Linked DNA regions of Homo sapiens: region 1 is linked to region 2. Evidence: chromatin loops called from intact Hi-C (ENCODE). Cell type or tissue: ovary. All regions are shown on one strand. Links, peaks and the distances in the headings refer to the core of each region. The heading gives the core; the rest is flanking DNA.

What was found. Peaks named below come from ENCODE experiments on the same cell type or tissue, not always from the same donor. Only the 100,000 strongest peaks of a DNase experiment are listed, where the experiment ranks them.
Region 1: a loop joins it to region 2, with 3 times the contacts of the local background. A loop is called at or near these places in 5 of 110 quality-filtered maps.

What each region holds. Positions count from the first base shown.
Region 1 is chr15:74,160,586-74,176,352 of GRCh38, reverse strand. It overlaps ISLR (immunoglobulin superfamily containing leucine rich repeat), which reads right to left and starts at 2,643. Exons shown (of 2, transcript NM_005545.4): 1 at 2,334-2,643; 2 at 1-1,502. The coding sequence starts at 1,494. The coding sequence ends at 208. RefSeq lists enhancers at 933-1,921, 1,922-2,909, 2,910-3,898, 7,959-8,138. In ovary, for the core only: no CTCF peak of the experiment used is centred there; DNase peaks (open chromatin) are centred at 4,922 and 5,672; H3K27ac peaks cover 2,500 bases.
Region 2 is chr15:74,218,573-74,234,339 of GRCh38, reverse strand. LOC105370893 (a long non-coding RNA gene) reads left to right here and starts at 835. Exons shown (of 4, transcript XR_932459.3): 1 at 835-994; 2 at 1,124-1,279; 3 at 2,090-2,302; 4 at 2,490-2,747. It also overlaps a transcript of CCDC33 not described here. RefSeq lists enhancers at 1-323, 1,115-2,314, 9,479-10,216, 10,217-10,954 and a silencer at 15,554-15,763. In ovary, for the core only: no CTCF peak of the experiment used is centred there; no DNase peak of the experiment used is centred there.

The sequences.
Region 1 (15,767 bases), core at 4,477-6,976, 54 kb after region 2:
TAGGGGATCAAATTCTATCCTAGTCACTAGTTTGGAGCAGGTCTAGAAGTTGGGGATAGCAGGTGCTCTAGAAGAGATTAGAAGGAGAGGTAGGAAAATGTGAAGTCACCCATGCAGGCCTCAGGAGTTGCCAACCCCAGACCCCTGCAGCACTTAAAGGGGCATTGGTAGGGGCAAGGGGAGGAGTTAGGGAAGCCCTGGGTGGGGCTAGAAGGAGGTGAGGAAGAAGAAGAGGAGGAGGCTTTGGCCCAGCAGGAGCAGGCCTGGGGGCAGCTGCCCAGGGACCCCTTCTGCGACTGCAGCCTCAGGGTTCCCAGCACGGCTGAGGTAGATGATGACCACATTGTCCTCCGGCCCTGATGGCTGCACCTCGTTGTCAACCGTATAGCAGCCCTTTCCCTCAACCGCTTTGCCATGGAACCTGCGCCCCAGTGTGTCCTCACCACCCTCACCGGGCGTGGCCAGTGCCACGTCCACTGAGCTCTCAGCACTGCCCAGCTCATTGGTGGCCAGGCAGCTGTAGGTGCCTTCCTCCAGCTTGCCAAAGTCGGGGATAAGCAGGCTGCCATTGGCAAAGGCCTGGAAGCGCGGCTGGGAGCTGGCCACAGGGGTGCCAGGCAGGGCACGCCCATCAGTGCCCACGTTGGGGCTGGTGATCTCCACAATGCCACTGGGTATCTGGATGTGCCAGTGAAGCTGAGGGGCCGGCTGCCCGTCCACATCACAGTGCAGTGCCAGCACAAAACCAGGCCGCAGCTCGGCACCATCCTGGCTGGGTTGGTAGCTGAGCTGCACTGAGGGCGCCGAGCATGGCAGTGGCGGCAGGCGGCTCAGCGGCGTACCCTTGAGCACATGGGGTGAGGTGCAGGCGATGTTGTCCTGCTCCGGGATGGACACGGCCGTGGTCAGGGCCCATGTCTTGAGCCACACGATGCCGCAGGTGCAGTCGAAGGGGTTCTCGTTGATCTGCAGGTGGGACAGCGCGGTGAGCGGGGTGAAGGTGCCCTCGGCCAATGTGTGCAAGCGGTTGTGGTTGAGTTGCAGCGAGCGCAGAGCACGGAGGCTGCGGAAGGCGTCGCGGGGGATGAAGGTCAGCTCGTTGCTGTCCATCTTGAGCAATTGGAGGGCACTGAGGTTGTGCAGGTCGCTCCAGGCAAAGTCAGAGATGAGATTGTGGCTGAGGTCCAGGCTCTTGAGATGGCTCAGAGAGGCCAGGGCTCCGGCGGCCACCGTGCGGATCTCATTGTGTGCCAGCCACAGCGACTGCAGCAGGGGCACCTCCCTGAAGGCACCCTCCGGCAAGCCTGGCAGCCGGTTGGCTGACAGGCTCAGTGTAGTCACATTGGCCGGGAAGCCAGGCGGCACGGATTCTAGGTCGCGGTAGGCACAGTCGGCGATCTGGAAGCCATACTTTTCCCCACAGTCGCAGGGCTCAGGGCAGGCCTGAGCCAGGCCCAGGAGAAGCGCCCACCAGAGCAGATGCAGCTCCTGCATGGTGCCTCCTGCAGAGAAAGGCATGTCACCCAGGGGATCCCGAGAACCTGCCAAAGGGACTCATTCCTCCCACAAGCCCAGCCAGAGCTCTTTCCCATCAGGAGGCCCTGTCCCACATAACCCAGCTAAATCCCAACACCACCTAGCCCACCGCCCCCATCCTACGGAAGGAGAAACTGAGGCCAAGAGAAGGGCGGAGACTTGCCCGAGGTCACGCAGCCAGGCAGGATGAAGACGGGATGGAAGAGGACCCCAGCTCCTCCTCCGAGTGGAGAGTTCTCCCTGCCTCGGCCTGTTCCTAGCTGACTTTATGACTTGAAATCTGTTTTCCAGCCACCCCCCTCCCCCAGCACTTTGCAGAACCTCCCCCTGCCCTCCCACATCCTGGCCGCAGTCCCTCCCACCGGAGCCCCCCATAGGTATGCTTTGCCTTGGCCCAGACGAGGCCCCTTGTGCAGTGCACACCACCCCCATCCACTCCACCCGCCCTCTCCCGCTCCTCCGGCCATGACCGCAGCAGACACCAGGCCTTTTCTGTGGAATCACACCCGTGGCCTGTTCTGTTCAAACTTAGCCAGGCAGCTGCCTAAATAAACCCCCGCCAGGACCTCTCAGCTGACTTGGGTGAGGCCAGAGGCTCAGCCCAAACGCAGCTGGGATTTCTGGGGCCTCAGTTGTGGGTTGTGGAAGAAGCAGATGCCCCCTGGACGGCTCCAAGCTAGGGATTGTCCCACGCACCTCAGACCAGCAGGGATGGACCAAGAGGGAACCAGCCCCTATGTCCAACAGGCCTCCCGCTCCCGCCGCTGGCCCTGGAGCCCTCCTCCCCACTGGCTTACCTTCAAGCTACTCTTAGTCAAGCGGAGCCTCTTCTAAGGTGGAACCAAAAAGCAACAGAGGACCTTAGCCCTGAGAGTCTGCAGGGCCACGGGCGCCCAAGGGAGGACTTGGATGCTGGGGCGAGGGGCAGCCTGGTCCCACCCCACCTTCGATGTGCAGGCCTGTGCCCTCCCTGCCCCAGACAGGGTGCCTGGAACCATCCACTGAGAGGAGGCGGCAGGGAGGAGCCCGGGGCAGCCCGCGCACTCCCTCCTTCCAGCAAAACAACTGCTTCTCTGCAGCAACAAGGACCTGTGTTTCATAAGTGACACCAGAAACTTGAGGGGGGAAGAGATGCCAAATTTTTTTGGGTTGTGTTTTTTCTCTCTCTCTCACTCACTTTTAGCAGCTTCAACTTCCTTAAAGACACAGCACTGTCTGGAAAGGACCCAAGAAATGATGGGGCCAGGAGGATTTTAGCGGGGGAAGGGCGAGAAATTGAATCTCATGGAAGGTGGGAGATTTCCACTTCAAACAAGAAAAAACGGGAAGCTTTTGTCCAAGCCAGGGTTGTATGTGTGTTGGTGTGTATACGTGTGTGTGTGTGTACAAGTTTGTGGGTGTGAGGGTGCGTATTTCTGGATTTGTATGTGTGTTTGCATGGATGTGGGTATGAAACCATGTACATGAGTTTGTGTGTGAGTGTGTGTGTGTGTCTGTCTTGGTGTGGGTTTGTGTGTGGAAGTGAGTGTGCATCCATGTGTGTGTGTTTCAGTGAAAAGCCAAGAAGGCCAAAGTGTACAAAGCAGATACCAACCCTTCGGTGAAAGCCAAGATGTTAGGCATTTTTTTTTTTTTTAAGAAAACATATCCTGCTGGCTCTGAGACTGAGCTGCGCTAAATGCATGTTGTTGTCCAGGGAGCTCCCAAGACTCCAGGCCCCGCCCCTCACTGCGCTCCCCACTGGCTGGGGAGGAAACAGGGAGGCCTGGCTCAGAAAACTCAGGGCGGGAGCCTGTTGACCTTCAGTGCTCCTGGCTGGGATTCTGAGCCACCCAGGCCCACTGCCCACTGGGCACCCAGAGGGGAGGCCAAGGGGCCGCACTCCCGGAGAGTTCTCTCTGTGTCCCCCACAGGGCCCAAAATCCCACTGTTGGTGCTGGACATCTACGCGGTCAGCATCGGCCTCTCTGAGCTCCACTGTTCCAACACCAACTGTGTGGAAGGGGCAGACGCCTCCAGGGTGAGGATATGTGACCCCTTTTCCAAACGGGAAGGCCCAGGGGAGGGGAATGGGGAAACAAAAGAGGCCCAAAACGAGGGAGCTGGAAGAGAAACCGAAAGATGAAGGAGCCCAGAAAAGAACTTTGTAGACTGAAGAATTTTGCTCTCCACAGACAAGCCTACCGTATCCCCTCAGTAGCCCTCCCCAAGCTTCCTTGGCCTTCCATCTGATAACTGGTTGAATTCTGCTCATGACTCAACTTACCCTCTCAGCAGGGCCAAGGGCAGACAGGGCTCATCTTTGGCTGAAAGCATCCCCAGGAAGCCTGCCCCAGCTCATCACACCCCATTCCCTGTCACCAAGCAAGGCCACAGAAGTCCCCAGCATGCTGCCTGCAAAACACCCGAGTCTGATGCTGAGGATATTATTATGGTCCAATGGAGAGCACCCTCTCTTTCCCCTGCAGAGGAAGCCCTCTCTTGCATCATCCTGACTGTGCTGGAGAATTTCTAGGAAAGTCCTGAATTTGGTGGGCCAACCAGAGGCTGCAAGAAACACATCCAGGGTTCAGTAAACCAGAGGGGAGACTCAGTGACCTCAGTGTCAGTCAGGGAGGGCTTCCTGGTGGAGGGGGCTTCACTATGTTCTGCACAGCCCATACACACACCCTCACCTGCACAAAGTCTGTGCCACCAGCTTTACCTCCAGGGTGCTCTGAGGAGCTCATAGTTCCCACCCCACCTCCCTCCTTGCAAGCACATCAGGGTCAGAGTACAAGCACCTCCTCAGCCCTCAGTTCCCAGTGACTGTTCTCTCAGACATTCCTGACTTTTCTTCATAGCTCCTCCTATAAGCTGTGATTATTTATTCATGCGTGCTTAATGTGCGACCCCTTACTAGAGAGGAAGCCCACTGAGGGCAGAGGCCTTAACTTCCCAGGTGCTATTGATCTCCAGCACAGGGAAGACACTCTGTAAGCGCCCCCTTCATGGCATGATGGACAAGTTGGGTGGTCATCAGAAGGAAGCATTTTAGAGCTCACCCACTTCATCTCCTCATCAACTTACAGATAGGGCCTTTGGGCCCAGGCTAGGGAAGGGGCATGCCCAAGACATTTTAGAGAATATTTCATACAGTGTAGGAGACCCATGCTCTGTTGGGTGGGTGAGTATGTCAGCAGCCTTCTGGGGGCAGGGAGTCTGTCCCCTCATTCCCTACCTAAGACCTTAATGACAGCCAAACACTAAGCTCAGACTCCCACCTCAAAACAGATGTGGGGGGCTGAGGGCGGGAAAAGTGGGAGGGACCAGCCCACCTGGGCAGAAATGAGACTGTGCGTGCTGGTCACTGATGTATCTTCCTGGTCTGCTCAGGTCCTGCCACTGCCTGCAAGGTGTGGCCATACCCGCTTCCACCAGGAAGGACAATAAGGCCGCCAGGATCTCAGCCAAGGACTATTGACTCTCCAAGGTGTCTCACAGTGGGACAGGTGGGCCTGCTCCTCAGCAGAGCCCAGGAGCAGTTGTGCAGGCCTCTGAGGATGGGGCGTATGACCTCCTGGGTTGCCCCTCTGCTCTTCTCTTGCTGTCAGAGCTCAAGTTCTTTCTGTAAAGCCCACCTCACAGGAGATCATGCCAGCAGGCAGGGAGACAAGTCAGAAGTCGGGCTCCCTGATCTTTTCAGGCTGGGAGCTTCCTGTGGGCTGTCTGGGCTGCCATCTCCCCTCTCCTGGCCTCCTCTAAATTGGGCTCAGGCCTGAGATGGGGACCCTTGGTGAGTATGTGCGGCCCTGACTGTCCCCAGAACTAGGAGGCCAAGCTTGGGAGCCCCTCCTGTGAGTCCTGGCCCTGTCTCCTGTGGGTCCCTGGCAGCTTGTAGGGTGACCAGCCAACAGTCCTGGTTCACCTGGAACTGATGGGTTTTCTGGGACATGGGACTTTCCATGCTAAAATCGAGACAGTCTCAGCAAACCAGTACAGTTGGTCACCCTAGCAGGGGAGGGGGGCTCACTCCCTCCCACAGTTTTTCTTTCCCCCTGCTCCCCTTCCTGCCTGCAGAGGTCCAGCCCTCTCTCCTCCCATTCCGCTGCCTCTCGCTCTGCTCCTGCTCCTGCTGCCCCTAGCCAGGGCGCCAGCCGCACCCCAGCTGTGGCTGCTCAACCAGGACTCCCCCACCCCAGAAGGCCTCACTCCCACTGACCAGGGGCACCACGTCAGCTTTTCCTGGAAGGCAAAAAAAAAGATCCTGATGAGAAGATGGAGCGAGAGGGACAAGCCCAGCAGAGACAGAAAACTGGAGAGAAACAGAGAAATGAGAGAGACACCAGGAAAGAGAGGGAAAAACAGAGAATCACAGCCTCCTTTCTGGAGGTAGAGAAAGGAAGCAAGGGAGAAAGACCCAGAAAGAGAGATGGAGGAAGAAGGTCTGAACCCGGAAACAGGCTCTGAGAGGAGAGAGGCAGTCGGGGGCTGCTGTGGTCAGCTGTGGTTGTGGGCTGTAGCCATCCCACCAAGAGGGGCAGAGTCTATCTTGGTCCCGACACTGTATTCCCCCCAGCAGCCTGCTGGAATAGCTGGGAGGAAACTCGGGGCACTCCTGGTGGGACTTGGTTAAGCCTGTGGGTGTCCTGGGAGAGAGAGGCTGTTGAGAAGATAGGGTTATGGAAGGAGCTTTGGACAGCTGGTGGGACTGCGTGCGTGCATGTGTGTGTGTGTGTGTGTGCGCGCGCACACACACACAACATGCACATGCATGGGGGGACATAGAGTGATCTGCCTAGGTCACCAAATTATGAGGCTTCCTTTTTCTAGGCCTTAGTGCCTCTGTCATACGTGAGAGTTGGTCTAAAGTCCTTTGGCCCCTATATTCTGCCTGTTTAGAATTCTCAAAAATGTCTACACTAACACAAGGGGCCCGTGTGCATGCGTGTGTTCATGCACAATTTCTGTGTGCATGCATGTGAAAGGTGAGCCTGTGACTATTCTCCATGTGTGTGTGTTGTTCATGCACAAGTGTGGGGATGTGAGGTGGAGTGAGCAGGAGCTCGTGGCATGTGCACCCAGGGCTGTGGATGGGGGAGAGGCACTGCAGGCCCTATCTTCTCTTCTGGCGTCACCCTAGCCCAGAGGTTGCAGCTGACCTTACCTGGGGTGGCCTCACTCCCATTTCCTCCCCATTCTCCTCCACCCCTTCCCACCACTTGGGCATGAGGGCTTCTCCCCTCTTCTCAGGATCTCTGACCTAGGAACCCAGGTGAGCCTTGGTGGGCAACCTGGCCACTTTCCCTGGCCTCACCCCCCTTTGCTCTGGCCCTGCTCACTGTGTGCAGCCCCACGTGTGCCCTGCTCCCACCTTGGGGCTGCTGCTCCTACTATTTCCTCTAACTGGACAAAGTCTGTCCACACCTGCAGGGCTCCCTTCCTCTTGTCTTTTGAGGTTTGTTCAAATGCCAGCTCCCCAGAAAGGCCTTCCCAGGCCACTCTATATAAACAGTCTTTGTCCCTTGCTGTCTCCTCACCTTGCCTTACTTGTCCTTCTTCCCTCCCCTCCCCTGACATCTCTGTTAGTGTGTTTCCTGTCTATCTCCGCAATCTGAATGTGAGCTCCACACAGGTGGGTACTTCGTTCTGTCCACTGCTATCCCCCTAGTGCCCAGCAAAGGGCCTGCCACTTAGTAGGTGCTTAACAAATAGTTGCTGAACAAAGGAATGAATGAACAATAACCTTGACCTTCCAGCTGGAGCCTTTGCCCCCCTCTCTCCTCCCTCCTCCGTCTGCCCAGGGCCTCCTAAGCCCTCCCTGCTGACTGTCACTGCCCTTCCACTCAGGGCCATCTCCAGCCACTTTTCTGGTCCCCTCTCCTGGCACCATTCCCACTGCTCTCTCCTGACCTTCATGTTCATCCTCAGGGACTATTTTCAGCAGTAGCACCAATTGAAGCATACTTCATAGGAATTATTTTTGTTTTTCCCCAAGCCAGTCCCAGTTTCCAGGAATGCAGAACTTGGCCGCACCCCCAGGATACATCACAGACCTCGAGTTTTCAGCCCCAGCCCTTCCCAAAGGGTAGGGGTGGGACTGGGGAGTGTTATGAATGACAGTGAGTGTTCAGTTTAAAGTTCTAGATTGGAACCAGTGCTATAGGGTCAGGATCACGACCCTCTGTTAGCTGTGGGGCACTAGGAATGGGCCAAGGGCCATTTGTTAGGGGTCAGCATGAAGGGTCTGGATTAGACGCGGGTGCAGGTTGAGTGGGTGGGGCAGGGTTAGTTTAACCCTGAGGATGAAGCAGGATCTGGGGTCTGGAATGGGGGAGTCACAATAATCCCTCTGCTCCAGGGGAAGATGGAATTGAGGGTAAAGGGCTTGGAGGGTAATGCAGAGAGAGAGAAAAGGAGAAACGGGGGGACCCAGCAGAAAGCGAGGGTGAGGGAAGGGGGAGGGAGGGAGACTGAGACATAAAGAGAACAGTGGTGGCAAAGGCCTGGGACAGTCAGGAGGAAGGTGGAGCCTCTCACTGACAGCAGAAACCCATCTGGCTTGGCAGACACCTGCTTCTCACGAAGAGGTGAGGCTGCAGCGCTGTTCCATGCAACACCTCCCCACCCACCCCCAGCCACCAGACAGAGACTGTGGGCAGAGCTTGGCCTTCTCCCAACCCTGAGGGGCTACCAGGAGGTACAGGTGGGAGCACCAGGCTAGAGATGGAGGGAGGAGAGAAGCTCTGGCAGAGAATGCTGACCAAGAGGAGGCAGGGCAAGCAGGCTGTGCTGACCTCAGCCCAGGGAACCTCTCGGGGGAGACAAGAAGACAGGTGGCCAGTGGGCCTGGGGAGGTGGTATTGTCTTCAGGGGCCTCTGGGAGAGCAGGCCAAGCAGGACAGAAGGCGGCACAGCTGCTGAGGGTTGTAGAAGCTGAGAGAAGAGAGGTGAGAGCTGCGGATCAGGAAGACTCAAGGGAGGAGGTGAGAACTTGGATAATTTTCATAAGTTTTATTGAAGTGAAGCATGCAAATGGCAAAACAGAGCATCACATTGACAGAGAGGCCTCTAACAAAACACTACGATCCTCCTTCTCCCACCCTCGCCTTCTCTTATGCACTCTCCAGAGCAACAACTGATGGTTTCTGGTTCTTCTTCGGCTGTGGTTACACACGTCAGGCCTGCCCATAACATTTGCAGGGCCTGTGACAAAAGAATAATTGGAGGCCCATATACCATATGTGTAAATATTTTATTTATTTATTTATTTATTTATTTTTGAGATGGAGTTTCACTCTTCTTGCCCAGGTTGGAGTGCAATGGTGCGATCTCGGCTCACTGCAACCTCTGCCTCCCAGGTTCAGGTGATTCTCCTTCCTCAGCCTCCTGAGCAGCTGGGATTACAGGCACGCACCACCACGCCCAGCTATTTTTGTATTTTTAGTAGAGACAGGGTTTCTCCATGTTGGTCAGGCTGGCCTCAAACTCCTGACCTCATGTGATCCACCCGCCTCGGCCTCCCAAAGTGCTGGGATTGCAGGTGTGAGCCACTTCGCCTGGCCTATTTTCTTTTCTTTTCTTTTCTTTTTTTTTTTTTGAGACAGAGTCTCACTCTTGTCTTGCTATAACAAAATACCTGAGATTGGGTCTGTCGCCCAGGCTGGAATGCAGTGGCATGATCTTGGCTCATTGCAACCTCCGCCTCCTGGGTTCAAGTGATTCTCTTGCCTCAGCCTCCCAAGTAGCTGGCATTACAGGTGCCCATCACCACGCCTGGTTAATTTTTGTATTTTTGTAGAGACGGGGTTTGGCCATGTTGGCCAGGCTGGACTTGAACTCCTGATCTCAGGTGATCCGTCTGCCTTGGCCTCCCAAAATGCTGGGATTACAGGCATGAGACACCACATCTGGCCATATGTGTAAATATTTTAAAGTTATAAATTCTACAAAAGATTTAATATGTTCTGTTCTCCAATCCATGACAAATGTGTCTTAATAACTACGTGGAAGGCCAAATTCAAAATTTAGAATTCTTGGTGTCCTCATAAAGAGGAGAAATTTGGATACAGAAGGAAGACAAGGTGAAGACACAGGGAGAACATAAAATGGAGATGAAAGCAGCTGGTGGAGCCGTGCATCTGCAAGCACCAGAGATCGCCAGCAAGCAACAGATCCTAGTAGAGAGGCCTGGAACAGATCCTCCCCTGCAGAAACCAACCCTGCTGACACCTTGATTTCAACCTCAGCCTCCAGAACTGTGAGATGATAAATTTTTGTTGTTTGAGTCACACTGTTTTTTATTTTTATTTATTTATTTATTTATTTTTAATGAAGTCTTGCTCTGTCACCCAGGCTGGAATACAGTGGTGCGATGTGGCTCACCGCAACCTCCACCTCCCAAGTTCAAGCGATTCTCCTGCCTCAGCCTCCTGAGTAGTTGGGATTACAGGCTCCTGCCACCAAGCCTGGCTAATTTTTGTATTTTTAGTGGAGACAGGGTTTCACTACATTGACCAGGCTGGTCTTGAACTCCTGATCTCAGATGATTTGCCCGCCTTGGCCTCCCAAAATGCTGGGATTGCAGGTGTGAGCCACCACGCCCGGCCGAGTCACACTGTTTTTGATACTTTGTTATGGCAGTCCTAGGAAACTCATTCACTCTGCTGGGAAAAACAAGGTTTTAGTTCATACGCATGGCTCCCTTTCATCACTCTTCATTCCTCCTGGTTTTTGCGAGTTAAAATATTCTTGGTTCTTCCACTGGTTACCTTTGAGCTCTAAGTAATAGACCTACATCCTACTCCATAGAGTGAAGATACAATCGAATGACTTCCCACTATGTAAAATAAGAAACCGACTTCTATCTCTCCTCTATCTCTCAAGTCTTTAATAGTCTTACTTTTACATTTTAAATGATGATAACATTTAGATACTATTCTGAAGTCATTATTATAACAGCTGCATTTTGTCCATAAATTGACTCTGAAAAAATCAATAAACCAATATTACATTCTCATGCCTGTGTGAGTACAGTTCACTGTCACCGCTGAGCCAAGGAATATCCAAGAATTACATTTCTTTCCTTTCTGATCCAATGTCATGATGCCCAGGCTGCTCAGAAGGGGTCCTTAGCATCAAGGTCAAATGTATTCAATTTTCTTATGCTCCATCAGCTGCTCAAAGACATGCCACATTTCATTTGCTTTATATTTGGGCTACAGCTTTTTCTGCACAGCTTTTCATTTTCCTGGAGTTTCTAATTGCTTTCTTTATTCTAATTGTCAAAAGAATAATGTGCCTTCAACCAATACTAAAAATAACCCACCTTTGTATACATATTCTTATGCTGACATTACCTGGTATTAAAAGCACCTACTTTCTTAATGACTTACCTTATTGACATATGAGCTTCTTCTTTTTATTTTTGCTTTTCAAGCAACTGGAAGCCCTTTTAACCCTAAAGCCTCTTCAGTTGCAGAACCCAGAATGAAGCTGGGCTTTAGAGAGCATCTAATCAGAGCCCATTTGAAGCTTCACTCTCTTCCCTGATATGTGATCATAATGTTCCCTCTAGAATCTCATTGATGTTGGGGAGCTTTCTACTCCAAGGAGACCCATTTGCTTTGGAAAGGTTTTAAGCGTCTTCTTCTTGGAGCAACTCTGTCTTAGTTCATTTTTGTTGCTATAACAAAATACCTGAGATTGGGTCATTTATAAAAAAGAGAAATTAATTTTCTCGCAGTTCTGGAGGCTGGAAAGTCCAAGAGCAAGGCACCAGCAGGTTTGGTTATGTCTGCTGAGGGCTGTTCCCTGCTTCCAAGATGGCACCTTGTTGCTGCATCCTCCAGAGGGAAGGAATGCCATGGTCTCAAGTAGCAGAAGGGATGGAAGGGCAGTAAAAGAGTGAACTCCATCTGTCAAGTCTTTTTTTTTTTTTTTTTTTTTGAGATGGTGTTTCACTCTTGTTGCCCAGGCTGGAGTTCAGTGGCATGATTTCTGCTCACTGCAACCTCTGCCTCCTGGGTTCAAGTGATTCTCCTGCCTCAGCCTCCCAAGTAGCCGGAATTACAGGCATTTGCCACCATGCCCGGCTAATTTTTGTATTTTTAGTAAAGACGGTTTCACCATGTTGGCCAGGCTGGTCTCAAACTCCTGACCTCAGGTGATCCACCTGCCCCGGCCTCCCAAAGTGCTGGGATTACAGGCGTGAGCCACCACACCTGGCCTGTCAAGTCTTTTTATAAGAGCCCTAACCCCCTAACCCTATCCGTTTATGATTATGGAGCCCTCGTGACTCAATCACGACCTCAAGACCACACTTCTTAATACTGTTGCATGGGGCATTCTGTTTCAACATGAATTTCAGAGGAGACACTATTATACAAACCATAGCAATCTCCAATCATCATCAGGCTCATGCCTCTCCCTCAGGGAGCACCCAGTTAGGAGGACCACTTTCTGTTTGTCTTTGTCTTCCTCCTTCATGATGTTCACACATGAAATGATCCCATATGTCTGTGGGAAAGGATGAAAAAGTTCTCCCTCACTGGCTATTTTCTCTATTGTGTCCTGTTGTTGTTTGGTTGGTCTTTTAACCCATGAGGCCTCTATCCCAAGGTAGAGAGGAGCTGGAGGGAGCATTGTGACTGACCAGCTTCTCTTTAGGGCATGTGACCCATTAGGCTGGGGGCAGCAGCACCCACACTTAATCTCTACCCAGGTAATTCCCTCCCTAGGGAAGCAACCTTCAGTGTTACGGCTGGGAAAGAATTAGAAAACAATTAATTAATTATACCCTTATTTTTAGCCTTTTTTTCTTTAGGCAGGAATTACCAAAAATCATATCTACTATGTTTTAAATTCCTACATTGTTAGTATATGCCAGGCCCCCTTTATACATACCATCTCCTTACACAAACCCAGGGTAGGTACTTTTTTGTTTTGTTTTGTTTTAGAGATGAGGTCTCCCTTTGTCACTCGGGTTGGAGCATAGTGGTGCTTCATAGCTCACTGCAGCCTCAACTTCCTGGACCCAAAGGATCCTCCTGTCTCAGCCTCCCAAGTAAAGGTAGGTACTTTTTATTGCCCATCTAGAGAAAAGAGCACTGAGACTCAGGTTAAGGAATTTTTCAATGTCCCCTTGGTTAGGAAATAGGTGACTAGAGTTTGAACCCACATCTCTCTGATCCCGAAGCCCTGGTTCTTTCGTTCTTTTGAGAGGCCATGCAGACAGGATAGGTTCGGTTTCAGCAGGAAAGGGCAGTTTTAAAAACATGAAGGCAGCTGGGCGCAGTGGCTCATGCCTGTAATCCCAGCACTTTGGGAGGCCGAGATGGGCGGATCATGAGGTCGGGAGTTCAAGACCAGCCTAGCCAACATGGTGAAACCCCGTCTCTACTAAAGATACAAAAAGTTAGCAGGGTGTGGTTGCACCTGTAATCCTAGCTACACAGGAGGCTGAGGCAGAAGAATCGCTTGAACCTGGGAGGTGGAGGTTGCTGTGAGCCAAGATCGTGCCATTGCAATCCAGCTGGGCATCGGGGCGAGATTCCGTCTCAAAAAACAAACAAACAAACAAACAAAAAACAACAACAAACATGCAGATAGACTTTGACCAAAATCAAGAGCCCTCCAGAGGGCCAATGGGAGCTGGGATATAGGAAGGGAGCTGGGGCCAGTTTCCTGTTGGCTCTTCTTTTGTGGATATCAAGAGCCAGTACAGGGGCTTTGATGTGACAGGTCAGGATAAGAGCAAGGCTTATGAATCCAACATCTGGCAAAGATAAGACAGATTAGAAACTGGGGGACAGAAGAGGACTGGGGGAGGCTGTGAGAGTTGTAAGGAGGCTATGTCAACAGCCCAGAGAAGAAGCAGTGGTGAGGGAAGGGGTAGTAAAGTGAACAGGTGTGAGAGGTGGTGAAGAAATGACAAGATGGGTCATAAACTGGGCCTAGGGCAAGCAAAGGGGGCTTTCACTAGACTGGCAGAAAGAGTGCAGTCACTGTTCTGTGTGACGTTCACTAAAGCAGCTTCAGCGGTCTAGAAATATTCATTATTCCATCCACTCCATAAGTACCTCCTGGGCTCCAACCATGAGACAGGCAGTAAGCCAGGTGTGGGAACAGAGCAGGGGACAAGAGTGACGATGGGTTGCCTTCATGGAGCTCACAGTATGGTGACGTGGACACTGCCCATCAAAAATAAGCTTTCTGGGTCAGGTGTGGTGGCTCACACCTGTAATCCCAGTACTTTGGGAGGCTGAGGCAGGAGGATTGCTCGAGCCTAGGAGTTCAAGATTGGTCTAGGCAACATGGCAAAAGCCCATCTCTACAAAAAATAAAAAATTTGCTGGGCGTGGTGGCACATGCCTGTAGTCCCAGCTACTTAGGAGGCTGAGGTGGGAGGATCGATTGAGCCAGGGAGTTTCAGGCTGCAGTGAGCCATGATCATGTCTCTGCACTCCAGCCTGGGCAACAGAGCAAGACCCTGTCTCAAATAAATAAATAAATAAATAAATAAATAAATAAATAAATAATAAATAATAAAGGGCAGAACTCTTTCTGCCCTCCCCCCACCCCAACTCCTTTTTTCCTCTTGAGACACGAAGACCTGAGGACTCTCAGAGCCCTGGGTCTGAGCTCTGGGAGAGGGGGCAGTCTGGTTGACATAACCCCCCACCTCCCTGGGGCACTTTTCCTCAGCCAAAGCTGATTTTTTACCCAGAATATGCTCAATGTCATACCCATTCCTGGGACCCTTTCCGCACCTGTTCCCATTCTTCCGCTCCACAGGCAGAATTTTCTTTCTTTATGTTTTCTTTTTGTCTTGGTTCCCTCTGAGGCAGTTGTGAATGCCAATCAAAATGACTGCTATAAAATTTTAAAATAAGAAAATACCACTACACATCTATTAGAATAGCTGAAAATTTTTAAAAATGAAACAAATTATCAAGTGCTAACTAGCATGCAAAGCAGCTCATACACTGCTGGTGGGAATGCAAAAATGGTTCAGCCACTTGGGAAGATAATTGGGAGTTCCTCACATAGTAAAACATACATTCATAATATAACCCACGAATTCTGCACTTAGGCAGTTACCCAAGAAAAATAAAAATGTGCACACAAGAACCTTTATGCACATGTTTATAATCACCAAGAACTGGAAACAACCCAAATATCCATCAGCTAGTGAATGGATAAAAACACCACCACCACCACCACCACCAGGGGCTCATTGTATCCATACAATGGAACACCACTCGGCAGTCTAAAGGATTGAGCTACTGATATGCACGACAGCCATGTGGATGGAACCATAGATACATGATGCCGGGCCAGGCGTGGTGGCTCACACCTGTAATCCCAGCACTTTGGGAGGCCGAGGTGGGTGGATCACCTGAGGTCAGGAGTTTGAGACCAGCCTGGCCAATATGACAAAACCCCTTCTCTACTAAAAATACAAAAATTAGCCAGGAATAGTGGGGGATGTTTGTAATCCCAGCTACTTGGGAGGCTGAGGCAGGAGAATTGCTTGAACCTCGGAGGCGGAGGTTGCAGTGAGCCAAGATTGCCCCATTGCACTCCAACCTGGGCTCAGAGAGAGACTCCATCTCAAAAAAAAAAAGAAGAAGATGATGAAGAAAAAAGAAACATGATGCAAGTGACAGACAGGATCACCAATATTTTAGAAAGACAACCCGGGACACAGCCATGCCATGCCATGCCAGACGAATACAAAAGCCATAATACCATATATAATAAATAATTATACACGGATGTGCCATTGATTTTAAAATATTACCATAAAATATGGAAGATAGGTGCTTATTTGAAATTATATATTCTGATTTATTTACCTTTCTGTTATATAAATGTTATTTAAACCAGACAATAGGACTAGTTAATAACAAGTAGTGACAATTAATAGTAAGACCAATTAAATATGTGTGAAAAAATAAAACAATATTTTTACACTGTTTTTATCCTTGTATATGGCAATTTGTTTTTAACTTTTTAAAAGTCCTTATTGAATATTTAAGGTTTATAGGCTATTTATTTTATATTATTAAGATATATAAACATAAGACTTCTAAAAAGGAAAACGTAACTATTCACGATAGCAAAGACATGGAATCAACCTAAATACCCATCAATGATAGACTGGATAAAGAAAATGTGGCACATATAGACCATGGAATACTATGCAGCCATAAAAAGGAATGAGATCATGTCCTTTGCAGGGTCATGGA
Region 2 (15,767 bases), core at 7,994-10,493:
ATGATTCAGGGAGATTCCAGGGTGAGGGAGAGCAGGGAATGATTAATCTCACAGCTAATAGATAACTGTGCCCACCCCCTACCCACAGGAGACAGCACTTGGAGCTATATCACTAGGAGGGGCCAGGGGTTAAATGTGGCCACTAGAGAGCCCATAGTTCTGGGAGGGGCAAGCCCCTGAGGCTGGATCTGGGGCTGGCTCTTGGGGAAGGAGGGATCTTGCTGGCTGGACAGCAAGAAGAATCTGGGTAGACAGATGTGGCTCATAGTCAGCCCTGCTTCCTCATGCCATGTCTGGGGCCTGGAGTCTGAGGAAGCAGCCTGTGAGGACAAACTACCCATGCAATGAGACTCAGGGGAGTGTGTCTGTCTTCCAGAGACGCCCCCGCCTCCTGACTTGGCCTTTCCTTCCCTGTGAGTCCTGTCCCACCCCCACATTTGGGCAGCTGAGTTGGATGAGGTGGGAAATGTAGGCAGTGTGATTTTGTAGCAAATGGCAGCTCAAAGCTGTGTGATCTTGGGCAAAATGTTAACCCTTTCTGAGCTTTGGTTCCCATCCTTATTCAGTGAGGCAATCAGGGCTGCTCTGTGGGCTGAATGAGACCACGCAGGTAAAGCTCTTAACACGGATGGTTATGAGCTCCAGGCATGCTCGCTTTTCCCTGCTAACCAACCTTGGGCTTGGCAAGTTCTCTCTAGTGCAGCTCTGGGTGGCAGTGACTTCAGTTTAAACCCAGCTCAGCACCTTAAGGGGTGGGGTGTGAACTGGCCTCAAGGGGCCCAGTTAGAGCCCTTGTGGAAGCACAGGGCAAAGCCAGCTCTCCAATCTCTCTGCAGAAACTCCTGAGGCTGAGCCTCATAACTTATATGAGGTCAGAGCAGCCCTCGAAGGTCCTGGCCAGCAGCCGGTGGATTCAGAGCGGGGAGCCCTCTCAGAGTTTTCCATCCTTCAGCCAACAAGTGAAGACCTGCTGTCTACACCACTGGGGCCGAGGGTGCGTGGCAGTGGGAGCATAGAGACCCTCTAAAGGAAATGCTTCAGTAGACAACAGTCAAAATAATCAAAGGAGGGGCAGGGACTTGCCCTGGTCCCACGCCCCTGCCTCATGTTTCTTACATACCAGGAGTGAACTTGCAGCTCCAGAAGCAGCACACACACAGGAGGTGTTGCTGTGGACCAGGAGGACTGCACACACGTTCAGAGCAGGAGATAAAGGGGTCGAGGAAGGCCTCCGGGATGAAGGGCCTTGAGCAGGACCCTGAGAACACATTGGATTTAGGTAGGAAAGGGGACATTTCTGTTGAAGGGCTACCTGAGAAAGGTGCGGCCATGGGCGTGGGCCTGGAAGCCGGGAACAGAGAGGGGATAGAGAAGAGGGCAAGTGGGCCTGGGATGATATCTGGTCTGGGTGGGTGTGAAGGCTCAAGCGCTGGTGGAGACATGCAGACTTCACCCCATGGCCATTTCTCACTTCTCTGGCCCATTCCAGTGGGGGAGAACTCACCAAGTCCAAAGTTGGTTAGCAGGGAAAAAAGCAAGCACGTCTGGGGGACTTCACTGTCCGCGTTAAGAGCTTTACCTTCATGGTCTCATTCGGCCCTCAGAGCAGTCCTGATTCTCCCACTGGATAAGGACGGGAACCAAAGCTCAGAGAGGGTTAACATTTTGCCCAAGATCACACAGCTATGAGCTGCCATTTGCTATAAAATCACACTGCCTACATTTCCCACCTCATCCAACTCAGCTGCCCAAAAGCAATGGAGAAAGAGTGATAGGGAGATATGGGGGAAGGGGCAAGAGTCAGGAAAAGAGAAGGCCAAGTGTGGGGGCTCTGGGAGAGAGGCACACTTTCCTGGACTCTGCCTGGCAGCCAACTCTCTCCATACAAGTGCCTTTCCAGGTTATGGTCATTGTTCCCTCTTGTCTCTTCAAACCTAGGAGTCAGGGAAGGCTTCTCACAGGTTCCAGCCCCCAAGGCGCTGTAGTCTCCCTCTTGTTTTTCCTAAACCCCACCCTCAGTATTGTAAATAGTCCCTTTATTAAACTCCCCTCAAGCTCCTGAATTTGAATGCCTTCTTTTTCCTGGCAGGACCCTGGCTGATATACCTGCTGTGTGAGCCCCTCTCCATGGCCCAATCTCTCGCCCCGCCTGATGTCCTGGTATTACTGCTGTCATCGTCACCACCAGCCCCTTCACACCCCCAACTTTTAGTGAGCACTTACTGTGTGCCAGGTCTCATGCCAAGAGTTGACCTGCGCCATGTCATTTCATCCTCACATTTACGCTCCCGGAGTTATTGCTGTGAGTCTTTTCTTTTTTCTTTTTGAGACAGGGTCTCATTCTGTCTCCCAGGCTGGAGTGCAGTGGCATAATCTCAGCTAACTGCAACCTCCGCCTCCTGGGTTCAAGTGATTCTCCTGCCTCAGCCTCCCCAATAGCTGGGATTATAGGCATGCCACCACGCCCGGCTAATTTTTTGTATTTTCAGTAGAGACAAGGTTTCCCATGTTGATCAGGCTGGTCTCGAACTCCTGACCTCAAGTGATCCACCCGCCTCAGCCTCCCAAATTGCTGGGATTACAGGCGTGAACCACCGCACCTGGCCAGAGTCCATTTTTAAGGTGAGGACACAAATGCTCTGAGGGAATGGACTTGCCCAAGGTCACACGGCTTTGAGGCGGCACAGCTGGGATTTGACTCCAGGCCTGCTGGCTCCAAAGTCCGAGATCATTACCACCAAACCACGCTGCCTTTTCCTTTCACTCTGGGAAAGGAGTCGCAGCTCTCCTTTCCTCTCTCCAGAAACTGGGGCAGCATGAAAAATTCAAGACCAGAGATGAAAACACCTGGCCTTTTGAATGAGGCCAGACCAATGGCTCTGCGGCAGTGCAGCCTGCAGACACTGGTGTCAAAGGAGATTGAGGTGGTGTGCCCCAGAGGCTCAGCTGGGCATGGCTGGCCGGCCCCCATAAGCAAGGGCAGAGCCAGGGGGCCTGGAGGACATCACTTCTATCCAGCACAGAGGGGCTGCAGGGCTGTTTGATTATGAGGGCTGGTGGGGTCATAACACCCCAGACTGTGACTCTATCACTAATGTAGCTCGCTCCCATTTCCAGCTAAGCCTGTTAGATGCAGGCTGCTGTCTTTAGGGTCTGCTTGCTGAGTGGGCCAGGGTGGGATCCTGGAGGCTCTGGGGGCCTGCCCTTCTGACCTTTCCCTGGTTGCTTGCCGTGCAGAGGTGACTTCTATCAGCTCAGTAAACGGCTACTGGGCTAAACCCTTGTGTATCTGTGTTTTGTCTCAGAGCAGACTTTGTGATAGTCCTGACCCTCTCTTGCTGCACCTAGTTCTTGTGGGCTCTGGTCACCACCAAATAGGCAAAAAGATTTGGCAGCAAAGAAAAAAAGCATGATGACTTGGAATCTGTCAGGCCTGGCTCTAACCCTGGTTCTGCCAGGCACCGGAGTGAGGGTTTGGGCAAACCCCCTGATCCCTCAGAGCCTCCCATTCCTCATCTGCAGAGCAGGTCTACCAGCAGGCTCTGTGCAGGGTGGTGGCGAGGATTAGATAAGAGAATGGATGCCTTCACATGGTAGGCAGCCCCACAGTGAGCTTTCCCTCACACTTACACCAATGTATGCCAAGATGGAGCACCTCTGGCCCAAGCTTTGGCAACAGGAGACTTGGGGGTGACGAGTAGAGTGTGATGTTCTCGTTGTTGGACAACGCGGCTTCCATTTGCTTAGCAGGCACGTTTATGGATTGCCATGTTGAAGGATTCCTCTTGGCATTTGGCAACCACAGCTCTCATTTGGGGCGGCCCAGCTCCCTCCATCATGTCATAAATCACTTTGCTAAAGATGCAACGTTGCTTTTGGGCATTTTTCTTTTGAAAAATCAATAACTCGTGTAACAAGGGACTGAATAAAGGAGTGAGCAATGAAGCTGCCTGCCATTTCCTTCCATCAGGAGGGGCAGAAGCAGTGCTCTGCCAAGGTTGGGTGGGGGGTCTACTCAGAGGGCAGAGAGGCCTTGGGGTGGGGACAATAGGCTCAACCTGTTTCCAGCAAACCTGTGTCCCCTCACCCCAACTCTTCCAACCTCCAAATCTGACCAAGGCCCTCCTCTGCTTCAAAAAACACCTTAGTAGGACCCCATCACTGCAGGGGACCCCTGCCAGCCTCCTGGTCTGCTCACCCCAGGCCCTCACACCCACACTCATGACATGCCTGTGGTCCCTGTGAAGGAGCAGTGGTCTCTCCAGCCTTCAGGCCTTCACCTTTACTGTTCCATGTGCCTGGGCCATCCCTCTTCCCCAGCCAGCCTGAATAATTCAAGACACAATTGAATTGTGCACAACCTGCACAAAGATTCGCTGCAACCTTCCCCCACCCGACCTCAGGGACATCAGATCCACAGCCCATGGGCCTCCCCTGCCCTGGCTCATGATCCACTGTGGGCTTCTCTGGGACAGGATCTATCTTCCCCAAGGGCGGGGACCATGTCCCCAGGGCCCAGCATGTTGCCTGGTGCAGAATTGGCACCAGATGGGTGCTTGATGTATGAGTGAGGGATGACATTTGTGTCAAGTATCTTCCTCCTTCCTGCTACTTCAGCCTGGGACAGTGATGCCTGCTCCCCCAAACCCTCCCTCTCCACAGTCCAAGCCCCCAGTGCCTTCTCGCCTTGCTAGGGCATGCACGGGTGTGTATAGGAACCTCATAATAATAGCTAACAGTGAGCAATATTCTGTGTGTTTTACATACGTTAACTCAGTCCTCACAATGACATATGAGGTAGGTGCTACTATTGTCCCCACTTTATTTTATTTTTATTTCTATTTTTTTGAGACGGTGTCTCAATTGTCACCCAGGCTGGAGTGCAGTGGTGGGATCTTGGCTCACTGCAACCTCCGCTTCCCAAGTTCAAGCGATTCCCCCGCCTTGGCCTCCCAAGTAGCTGGGATTACAGGTGCCTGCCATTACGCCTGGCTAATTTTTGTATTTTTAGTAGAGACTGGGTTTCACCATGTTGGCCAGGCTGGTCTCGAACTCCTGACCTCAAGTGTTCTGCCTGCCTCGGTCTCCCAAAGTGCTGGGATTACAGACGTGAGCCACCGCCCCCAGCTTGTTGTCCCCATTTTAAAGATAAGAAAATGGAGGCAAGCTTCAGACTTAGGCCACCTAGCTGCAGAGACTGTGGCCTTAATCACAGCACTCTCCTTACTGAGGTGCTTGTGGGGAGCCTGGGGGTGGGGGTGACAGCCTTGGGTACCTCGCCCACTGGACAGGGCCTCAGGGTTGGCTCTGCAGCCGGGATGCGCCAGCAAGTCCGAGGGGCTCCAATTACAGGAAACTGCTCACTCAGGCCAAGTCAGCCCGGGCTCCCTCCCTCTCAGATTCCCTGCTCAGCGCCCGCCACCCTTCGCTCACACCACCCGCCATCTCTACCAGAGAGCAGAGCCTCTGGCCCTAATCTCATTTGAGGCCATGAAATCGCATTTGCAGCGTATTAATGCAGCGTGGAGCTGGCCCGGCCCCTGCCTGTCTCCTGGAAGAGAGGAGCCTGGAAAACAATCCCACGGGGAGGCGTCTCCAGGAACACCCGCCGACAAAAAGCAATTATGCTTTAAGAGGAAGATTAAAATAATGTCTACAACCTCCTCGCTCCCATGCCCATCCGTGAGCTCCACTGGCCCAATAGTGACTCAAGACCAGGCTTCCGGGTGGGGTAAGGAGTGGGGGCCCCATGGCCCAGCCCCTCAACTGCTCCCACAATCACTGGCTCCCCAGAGAGCTTCCAAGTTCCCCAAAGAAGCCACAGTCTCTCCAGCCCCTGGGTCTTTATTCAAGCTTTTCCGTCCAACCCTTGCCTACCTGGCAAGCTGCCATTCACTCGGCGTCACGAGAATGGCCAGCGTTTTGTGAGCATTGGCTATAGTCTTTAAATTTACTACACATTGAATTCAACAGTCCTGCTGGCGAGTGTTGTTATCATCCTCATTTTACAGATGAGGAAAGGAGGTGCAGAGAGGTGAAGTCCCACAGCTGGAGGGGGCAGAGAAGGATTGAAACCAGAGCCCATCACTACTCTCCTCTCTGCCTTTCTGCCCTGATCAAATACTTTCCACCCCTCTACTGCGCCTTCAGCCTCCACAAGGTGGGTCCAGCTGCTTCCCCTTCTATACCCAGGGACTGCAGTGCTCTCCCTGTGGTGCTCCTGTCTTTCCAAGAGCTCTGAGAGGCCAGGCCTGGCATAGAATCAGGGTTCAACAAATGCTTCCTGCATGGAGGAATCAGTAACACCTCTCTGCAGAGGTAATGGGGTGGAGATGGGTGGCCCATCCCCCCACCCCCGCCTCCAAGGCTGTGAATCAGGGTGGCTTCCAGGCTGCCTGTGTTCTGGAAGTCTTTGGAACCCCCTCTCCTCCGAGACCTCTTGGACTGCACTGAGGCTAGAATGTTATTTAATTGTCACAACCACATTGCCAAGTAGACATCATTATCCCCCTTTTACAGATGAGAAAATAGTCAGAGAAGTAAAATGACTTGCTCAGGAACACCTATTGCAAGGCAGACCAGGAACCTGAACTCAAGCCTGAGTCCAAAGTTTGTCTACTGAACCTTCTTGACTGTAACTCACTGTCACTTCTCAGACAGGGTGGAAAGGCCTTAATTATGGGCCAGGGCTACTTATGCAACACTTTTTTCTAAGTGTCATTAGCCAACAGCAGTGGTTCAGGGAGTTTGCTCTGGGACTCTGAGCCACTGACAGCCCCAACTCCATCCCCAGCCTTGCTCCCAAACCATTCAGTGCAATAAATGAGCACTCATTGTTGGGGCCAGCGTAATACCAAGTAACCTGTCTTGGCAGGACTCGGTGTGATTTGGGGCCACCAGGAAGAAATCTCCTCCCTCAAAGTGCTTCCCCGTGATCCTTTCACGTGCCCAGAAAGCCCAGCATTAGTGCTGCATGGGCTGAGGAACAGCTTGCAAATGGGCTAAGGAACAGCTTGCAAAGTGTGAGTCTCCCTGGGAAAGGATGCTGTTAGTCATTCCCACCTGTGTGCTGACTACTGGCTCAGAAAGACCAAAATATATGGTGATCTGGATTCCAGCTTGACCTTGCTACTGACTGCCTTGGGCAAGCTGTCTATCTCCTCTAGGGGCTCAGTTTCTTGCTTCAGAAAATGGGCTCTATCAAGGTTACCCTGCCTACCTCCCAAGACCAGTATGATGCTCCAATGGGCTCTGCAGGCTGCCAAATGTGATATAAGTTCCACCTCTGCCAGCCTGGCCCAGAGCAGCCTCTGGTACAGAGGGGATAGTACAGAGCTCGAAGTACTCAGAGATGGCACCTCCTGTGCATTCCATTGGCATCCCCTGCAACTCCCTACCACCTCCATCCTACGAACCAGCTCTCTCCACCTCCTGTTTCCCCCCTACTTGCTTGTCCCTCGAATACCTCCACGCCTTTGCTCACACTGTCCTCCACCTTTTTTTTTTTTTTTTGAGATGGAGTCTCGCTCTATTGCCCAAGCTAGAGTGCAGTGGTGTGATCTTGGCTCACCGCAACCTCTGCCTCCCAGGTTCAAGCGATTCTCCTGCCTCAGCCTCCCGAGTAGCTGGGACTACAGGCACATGCCACCACGACGGGCTAATTTTTGTATTTTTCAGTAGAGACGGGGTTTCACCATGTTGGTCAGGCTGGTCTGGAACTCTTGACCTTGTGATCTGCCTGCCTTGACCTCCCAAAGTGCTGGGATTACAGGCGAGAGCCACCGTGCCTGGCTCACCCTTGAAAACCATTCTCCCCACTCTCTGCTGGAATCCCACCCCACCATAGAGGCAGGGTGCAACTGTCTCCCTGACATTTGTGGGATGGGTTGTTAGCACCACGCAATTTCCCAATCTCTTCCTCACTTGAGCCTCATAACTTCCTTGTTAGTAGATAGGACTCTGTCCATCGTACAGATGAGGAATTTGAGGCCCAGGGAGGTAAGGGACCTGCTCCAAGTCATAACTGCTCATATGCAACTGGGAAATGAGGTTCTAAACTAAGTCTTCTGACTGCCAGCAGAACTGTCTTCCTCCAACAGACTGAGTCCTTGACGACCACCCAGCTCATGCCCACCACTTCCTCCACAATCGGCTTGGAAAGTGATTGTTCCTCAACTCCTCCTATTTCCTCTCCCTGCCCAGCCTGGCAGCTCCCTGAAGGCTGGACATACAGCAACCCAGTTTACTGCTTGGGAAAGTGAATGAATGAATGAATGAATGATCATCACCTCAGGCTGAGGGAGGTTGGACCTTTGGAGCCCAGGGCAGGCTGTCAGGTCCAGGTGGAGGAAGGACGTCCCACACGCATTCTCCATCTTCCCTGGGACGGGGCCTGGTACCTGCTGGCCTCAGCTGCTCCTGACCCCAGGACTCTGCAGAACTAGCCCAGGACCCAGGCTGGGGGTGGCTGGGCTGGCCTAACAGCCCTACCCCTCACCAGGGCCAGGGTGGGCTCACTGGGTGCTGTCAGCCTTCCTACCCTGCTGCTCCCCACCCTAATCCACTGTCAGAGGTATATTAAAGATGGGTTTCACGCAGGGTTTTAATCTCACCTCATATATCACATATGCCATGTCCCCAAGTCCCTTTCTCACCTGGTGCTGCACTTGGGGTTGTTGTACAGAGATGGAACCAGGGAGACGCAGGAGATCCAGGGAGGTGCGAGTCTGTGTGTGGGAGGATGTGCGCTTCCCAGGCATGTCCATTGGTGTCTCGGGGTGAATCTATCATTGAGATGGAGGTGGAGGGTAGGGGGGTCTCTGCATGTTGAGGATGCTGGAGGTCTGTGTATATTCACGTATGTGTGCATGTGTATGTGTCCTTGTGTGTCGCAGCATCCATGAGGGTGGATGGAGTTGGGGGTGGGTGGAGGGTGTTCAGGAGTTGGGGGCACATCCGCTTTCCATGGGTGTAAGGTTAAGAAAAGGCCATCGTCACTGGGCCTTCCTGCACATTATGCCCGCTTCCTTCACTGTGAAGATAATTTCTGGAGATGAGAAGGCCACCACATTTCCCTTCCCTGGAGCCCATCAGCTGCTCACTGGGGCTGGGGCTGGTCTGGTTGGGAAGACATCAGAGGCAGGCAACCCCTTCCTCTCCATCTCCCCCCACATCATTCTCTGTCACACACACACACACACACACACACACACACACACACACGCCTCCAGGAGGTGTGAGTCAGCGTCAGCCCCTGGCTGGGGTGAGGAAAGGCAGAGATGAAGGAGGACAGCAGGGCCATCTGGTGTGTTCGGTTACAACAATCTGCTAATGGAGGCTCTTCCCAGACTAGCACCCAGGCTGGGCTGGCCTTCTCCACCCTGCAACCTGGAATCTGGGCCCAGACACAGTGAGACTCACAAGCTCCTAACACCCCTCCCTTGGGAGACTGGCTGGGCAAGAAGGAGCAATCCTATTTTCTAGGTGCAGAAACCAAGGCCCAGACACATCCTCTTTGCCCAATACAGACATCCCAAATCATTACTAGAACAGCAGGAATTTATTAACCACTTACTGCAGGGCAAGGCTAACTGTACACTAGCTCATTTCATCTTGCCAGCAATAAAGGGCACAGAAATTGCTCTCTCCCATTTTACAGACGTGGAAGTGGAGGCTGAGGGAAGTTATATAACCTGCACCAGGTCAAACGCTGCTAAATCAATGCCAGAGCCCAATCAGCATCCAGGTCCTCCTGACTTCCATGCACCTGCCTCTCACCCTAAGCTGGTTGAATCCCAAATCCCTCCCATCCTCTACTCTGCTGAGTTCCAGGCACAGACCCTGTTAGGACCCTAAAAGCATATACAGATGACATGGAAATCTGGAAGCACAGGGGTGGAGGGACAGGCTTGGGCAAGGACACAAATATGGGACTCCCTCAAACTGTGCAATTTTGAGTCTCGTCCATGCTGCCCAGGACCTCTGGGCTCTCCTTCAGGGACCCCATGAATGGAGAGTGTTTCAACGCACCCAGAGGAGGAAGGGGAGCCAGCAGGCTGCCTGCAGGGTGATCACGATGTATTTAGCCCCTGGCCTCTCTCCCTGACAGGGTGGGAGGTGCAGGGGTGAAGTGGGGGCTGGAAGTGCCCCCCACCCCAGCCTCCCCAGGGCCAGCACCTGCCTGCCCCACCTCTCTCTCCGCCATGGTGCCGGTCTGCACCCCTCCCTGCGTGGGTGACAGCATTCTCTGAGAACGCCATGACAGTGCCTTTGTTCCCCTGAAATAAAAGAAAATCGAGCTACAAAGGGAAACCTCAGGTAGCTTTTAACGGGGCTCAGCTGCCTGGGGCAGAGTGTGTTTAAGCTGGAGGCAGTTGTCAAAGGAGGAGAAGGGGGAGCTGCCTGCAGTCCCCTTCCCACCCCCTACTCAAGGGGGAGCCCCCATGATCGTGTTTACTCAAGGAAAAGGCTCTTCCAAATAGTGGCAGAGGAGAAAATCAATGTAAATTGATGGAGAAATGTAAAGCAGCTGTCTGCTGTCTGCTGTGTGTGTGTGTGTGTGTGTGCATGCTTGCGTGTGTGTGTGTGTGTGTGTGTGTGTGTGTGTGTGTGTGTGTATGCTGGCGGTGGGCACAGCCTCAGCAGAAGCATGCTGCCTGGACGGGGCTGACCTGCTCGGGCCTGAGGCCCAGAGGGTGGGGGCTGGGAGTCAATCTCTGGCACGTGCCTGTAGAGGGGCACTGGTGGCTGGGGGAGGGGTGGCAGCAGAGTCTCTAACTCGAGTTAAGAGAGAGATTAATATATTCAATCCGCTCCAGGGTAATTGAGGGAACAATTGGAGTGTTTTTCTAAAGCCCATAAAACTGCCTCATTTGCAAGGAGGAGCTGACTGGCCTCCAGTCCTCTGTGTTTGGTGAAGCGCAGGAAAGGAGGAGGAGGGGGAACCCCAGTACCCAAGGGCTGGGACATCAGCCTGGGAGGGGCTGGCAGTCCTGATCTAACCTGTTCTCACCTTCCCCACCTCCCACCACTTTGTTGGTAGCAGCCCAAGCATTGCTTTCTAGAGCCTCTCTTTCCCCACCTGTGAAATGGGCCAGTGACAACTCCCCTCACCAGGAGAGCAGAGGGAGTGGCAGAAGGGGAGGCTTCAGAAGATGAGGGAAACCAGCTAACCCAAGGGTCCAGCACTGAGGGGATGGGGCATGAACGAAGAGGTGCCCAGTTCCCCAGCCACGCCAGCCCCCACTCACACCCCCGTGCTGCACCCCTGAGATTAAACGGGCAGTAAAGAGTAAAGTTAATGAAATCCACATCATGTGCCTCTCCCTGCTTGAACCATTCCAGTCTCCAGGGCAATAGAAATAGTGTATGCAATCGCGAGCAATAAAAGGCATAATGAATTTAAAAGCAGGCCATGGGGGCGGGGGGAGTGAGGACGGAGTGCTTGGGCCTTAAAGGCAAGAGGATGCCTGGGGCTGGGAGAGCGCCGGCCTGGAGCTCCAACTAGAACTGGGACCAGAGACATGCAGGCGGCGGGGGTCGGGGGAGTGGGGTGGGATGGGGGTAGGGGTGGCCGAGGGGACGCTAGGAAAGCCGTTCACAACAGCTCCGTGGCCGCTCTCCTTTCCCCTCCACTTCTCCTTAATGAAAGCCCCCTAGCCAGTGGGTGCCAAATTCACAATCAGAATCCACAGGCTTAGAGCCAGGTGCTTGGCGTTTGGTGATTGCTTTATTAGCTTTTCTTCTCCTTTTTTTCCCCTTGGGGGAAAAAAAGGTGTTTTAAACGGAAGGAATTAAAAAAAAAAAGAAAAGAAAAAGAAAAAAAAAACAACCTTGAAAGTGTCATTTAAAAGGCTCCTGGGAAACGAAATCGTTTCTATGAAACAAAACTGCGATTGTTGGGAAGAGGTAAATGCTGGGGGAGGGAGGAGCAGTGCACCCCTCCTTCTCCTTCCAGAGCTCAGAGCTGTGTGGGAGGGAGTTCCCGGCCTTCTAGCGAGGGAGCCCCCAGGATGGCTCCCAGAGCTACAAACAAGGAACCTTAAAATTTGCGTTTCCAGAAATTATATCTCTGGGAATTTCCAGTTTCCCTCTTGAACAGCTATGCCAGTGGGAGACTGTCAGTAGACTTTCAGGGATCTCTTGGAGAGGGCAGTGAGGTACCAGAAGCGTTGTGGCCTCTGAGAGCCCAGCCCCAGGCCCACAGCTGTTGTGGTCTCCCCCGCCCTTTCCAGCCCTCCAAGAGTCATCATTTTCCCCTAAAAATGTCCAGCCGAGTCACATCTGATGGCCTTTTTGCCGGCTTTGGGTTGCACCTTGCTGCTTTCCTCACCCCGGGGTGCTCTGTCCAGCACCGAACAGGCCACCCTCATCTGGTCTGATGAACTCCCCCTTACCCCGGGGAAGGAGAGGCTCTGGGAGCTGGAGAGGCATAGCTCTATGGTCTCAAACCTGCCAAGAGGTGACAGGAGGCAGCGCTGAGGGGGTGGGACGAGTGTAGTGGAGCTCTACCCAGAAAGGAAGCACCCTGAGCCTCTGGGAAGGGCTGCTGCTCTGGCTGGCAGGAACCTGGAAATAGTTAGCCCTCTAGGTGGGTAAATTCCCTCTGCAGCCCCTGCCTGCATGCTCCCAGCATCCCCATCCTTGGGTCAAGGGCTCAGGGAGTGACCTCTATCTTGGAGCTGTGATTGTGCATGCTGGAAATATTCATGGAGGACAGTCCCTCCCACCATCACCTCCCCACCCACACAGAGCAGGAAGCTTGGGGACTGGAGAAGCGAAGGTGTTCACTGTCCATAATTTTATTGCTCAGGGGAATTGATTGTTTTAGTTCCCGAGTCTCCAGGACTAGGGAATGCTGTGACCAGCATTGGCAGGGCCATTTAAGGCTGTGTAACCCAGGGGCCGTGGCTGAGAAGCAAAATGATTCTGATTCAAAGCCAGTCGTGGAAGTTTGCTGAGCTCTGACCCTGGTCTCACACTGAGCCTTGTCTTCCGCTTCCTTCTCATTCTGGATCATCTTGATTATTGCATTCCTGCTCATCCTGCTCTCCTGCCCCTGCTCCACTGCCCCCCATGACCATCATCAGTTCTGGTGAAAAAAAAAAAAAAAAAAAAAAAAAAACCAGTGCCACACACTACACAAACTGGAGAACAACTTGTGAGCCTACAACCAAGTTCTGAATTGAATAGATTCAATTGTTGAAATGCCTGATCACAGTCAGGACTGAGGATAACTTGGGAGGGATAAAATCAATGCTGGGAAGGCTTCCTGGAAGAGGTGACTTTGAGCCTAGACATTTGCATCTGGAGCCAGAAATCCATCCGTAGCTTTGATCTGAATATTGCTCGCTGACAGCCCACTCTTGCTGCTGTCCTTCCAGCTGTGCCTTTGAGCCTCCAAGTAGCAGCACCAGAAAGGTGCCTGCCTTCCTTAGCCTGAACTGCTAGAGCAAGTTATCTGGAGCTGAAACAGCCCCTGTATTCTCTGAAGGACCTGTCTTCATTGTCTGCTCCCTTGTGCTTCCTGGCCCTGTCGTCAGGGTTATGATTGCTGACTCTCCCCCCACTCTCCCCCAGGGAAGCGATTTTCCTCTCCCTTGAAAGCCATTTTCTTGTCTTGGCAGAAGCAGACATCTGACACTTTAAGAGGGAGCATGGTGGGGAGATGATGGCTTTAAATAACAGAAATTAGAGCTGCCGAGTTCGACTCAGCCATCTCGCCAGTCCCCTTTCCCCTCCCTCGCACACATTCAGAACTGCAGCCTGAAGAGCATCGTCCACGTGGCCTGTGGCTCAGGTGGCCAGGGCACTCTGGGACCTGGAGAGCAGGGGACAGCTTCTTCCGAGTTCACAGCTTTTGTGTGCCTAGTCCTGTGACAAACTGTAGGACACCAGGCCCTGAAGTCAGGGAGCTTGCAGTCTAAGGGAACAGAATGTCACCTAGGAATGCAGGTGACATGCATTTTATTTTACAAGATCAGCACTCAGCACAGAGCTGGGTGTGCAGGAAGTGGTCAAAAGTATGTGTTGATTGACTGATGAATGAATTAATGGACAGAGGCCATAGTGGGCCATGTCAACAGGCTGAGTGACTGGGCAAGAGAAGCTGGTCCCTGGGTCCCTGCGTCCTTGGTCATCCTCGTAGTTATCCTGGTACATGCTGCCCTATCACTTGGCCTAAACCACAGCTCAGATCTGGTCTTTCTCCCGCACAAACCCTGCACAAACCCCTCTGGTGTTCCCCACTGCCTCCTGAAATGAACATCCACCTCTGCTCTTCCTGGTGCCCTCGACTCCCTCCACTTTCTCCCATCCCCAGGCCCTCTCCCAGCCTGACAGTCCACCACCTGGGCTCCACTTCAGCACCAGACCAATGCACTGCAGGGAGAGAAGCACCGCAGATGGGCCAAGAGCCTTTGGTTGTCAACTTCTGGCTCCAATCTCTGCTCATCTTCTACTGCCAGCGGAACCTCTCCCTTCCTCTTAGCCAGTGTATCATGGTCCCTCCTCCTGGAATACCCTCCCCAAAGCCCAGTATTGCTATCCCTAAGTCTTACCCACTTGGCAGGCAGTCGGCGGAGTTAGCATTTAACAAATGTCTGATGGATGAATGAATGGATAAAAGGGTAAATGAAGGAATGAATGGGAAGATTCACCTCAAATAAACCCTCTTCCAAGAAGCCGTTCCTAGTCACCAAAATCTGACATGTACAATCCCTCACCAGAACTCTCCTGCCAGGCATGCCCTACAGGACCATAGATGATACCCTCACTATACCCAACTGTCTTCAAGCCAGGCGACACCCTGAGCTTAGGTGCTGTCACTTTTGGATTCTGTGCACTATTATACACTAAGGTTTCCAGGAAATGTTGTTGACATTAAATGGCATCAAGCATACCTTGGGCCTGTTTCTCCACCTGTCAAATGGGCTACTACTTGCTCTACCAGCTTCTATCTGTGCTGGCGTGAGGCCTACTAGACATGCTGTCTGGTCACAGAACATGGTCATAGGGGAGAAGCCTCCTATATTTCGGATAAGGACTAGACTCTCTCACCTGGGTCCTGGGTTGGGGTTGAGCCCCTCCTGGTCAGGGTGGATGCTAGATGGGCTTGAGGGTGGGCACACAGAGGAGGCTTCTGTCCCCTGGTCACTCGGGGCCTCCCACAAAAACTGGTGAGAACGAGGTTGGGAACTGAAGGGTCTCAGGGGACACTAACCCACAGGGCAAAAGAAACCCCACTTGGTTGGCTCCCTGCTCTGTGTGGCCTTTGCCCCATTTTCTGTCTGCCCATTGTAACTGGGACTCCCATGTCCATCCTCAGACTGCACGTTCCTCAGACTGAACATGGCAGCCTTGGGAGCTCTGCTGCTCTGCTCAGCTCAGCTCAGGACAGGGGGTAGCCTGGCTTATCACGGAGGCTGGGTCTTGTACCCGGTGAGCCCAGAACCTGAACTGGGACCAGGGAAGCACCCACCTGCAGTATGGGGAGCTGGGGCTCTGGGCATGGTGACATCAGTTCTGGCTGGCCAGCCCTGGGAGGGCTGTCTGAGACTGGAGGCTGAGGGCCCCGGTGGACGTGGAAGGCCACACTGTAGGCCAGGCTCCCACAGTGTCGGGCTGTGGGGTCCGTGCTAGCCCGGAGCAGAGCCAGGTTGCCACAGTAGCGGTACAGGTCCTCGTGATCCTGAGCCTTTGGGTTCATGCGGGGTTGGTCTGGCCTCGGGTAGATGGGGAAGATGGCCTCACCCACCCGCTGGGCTGCC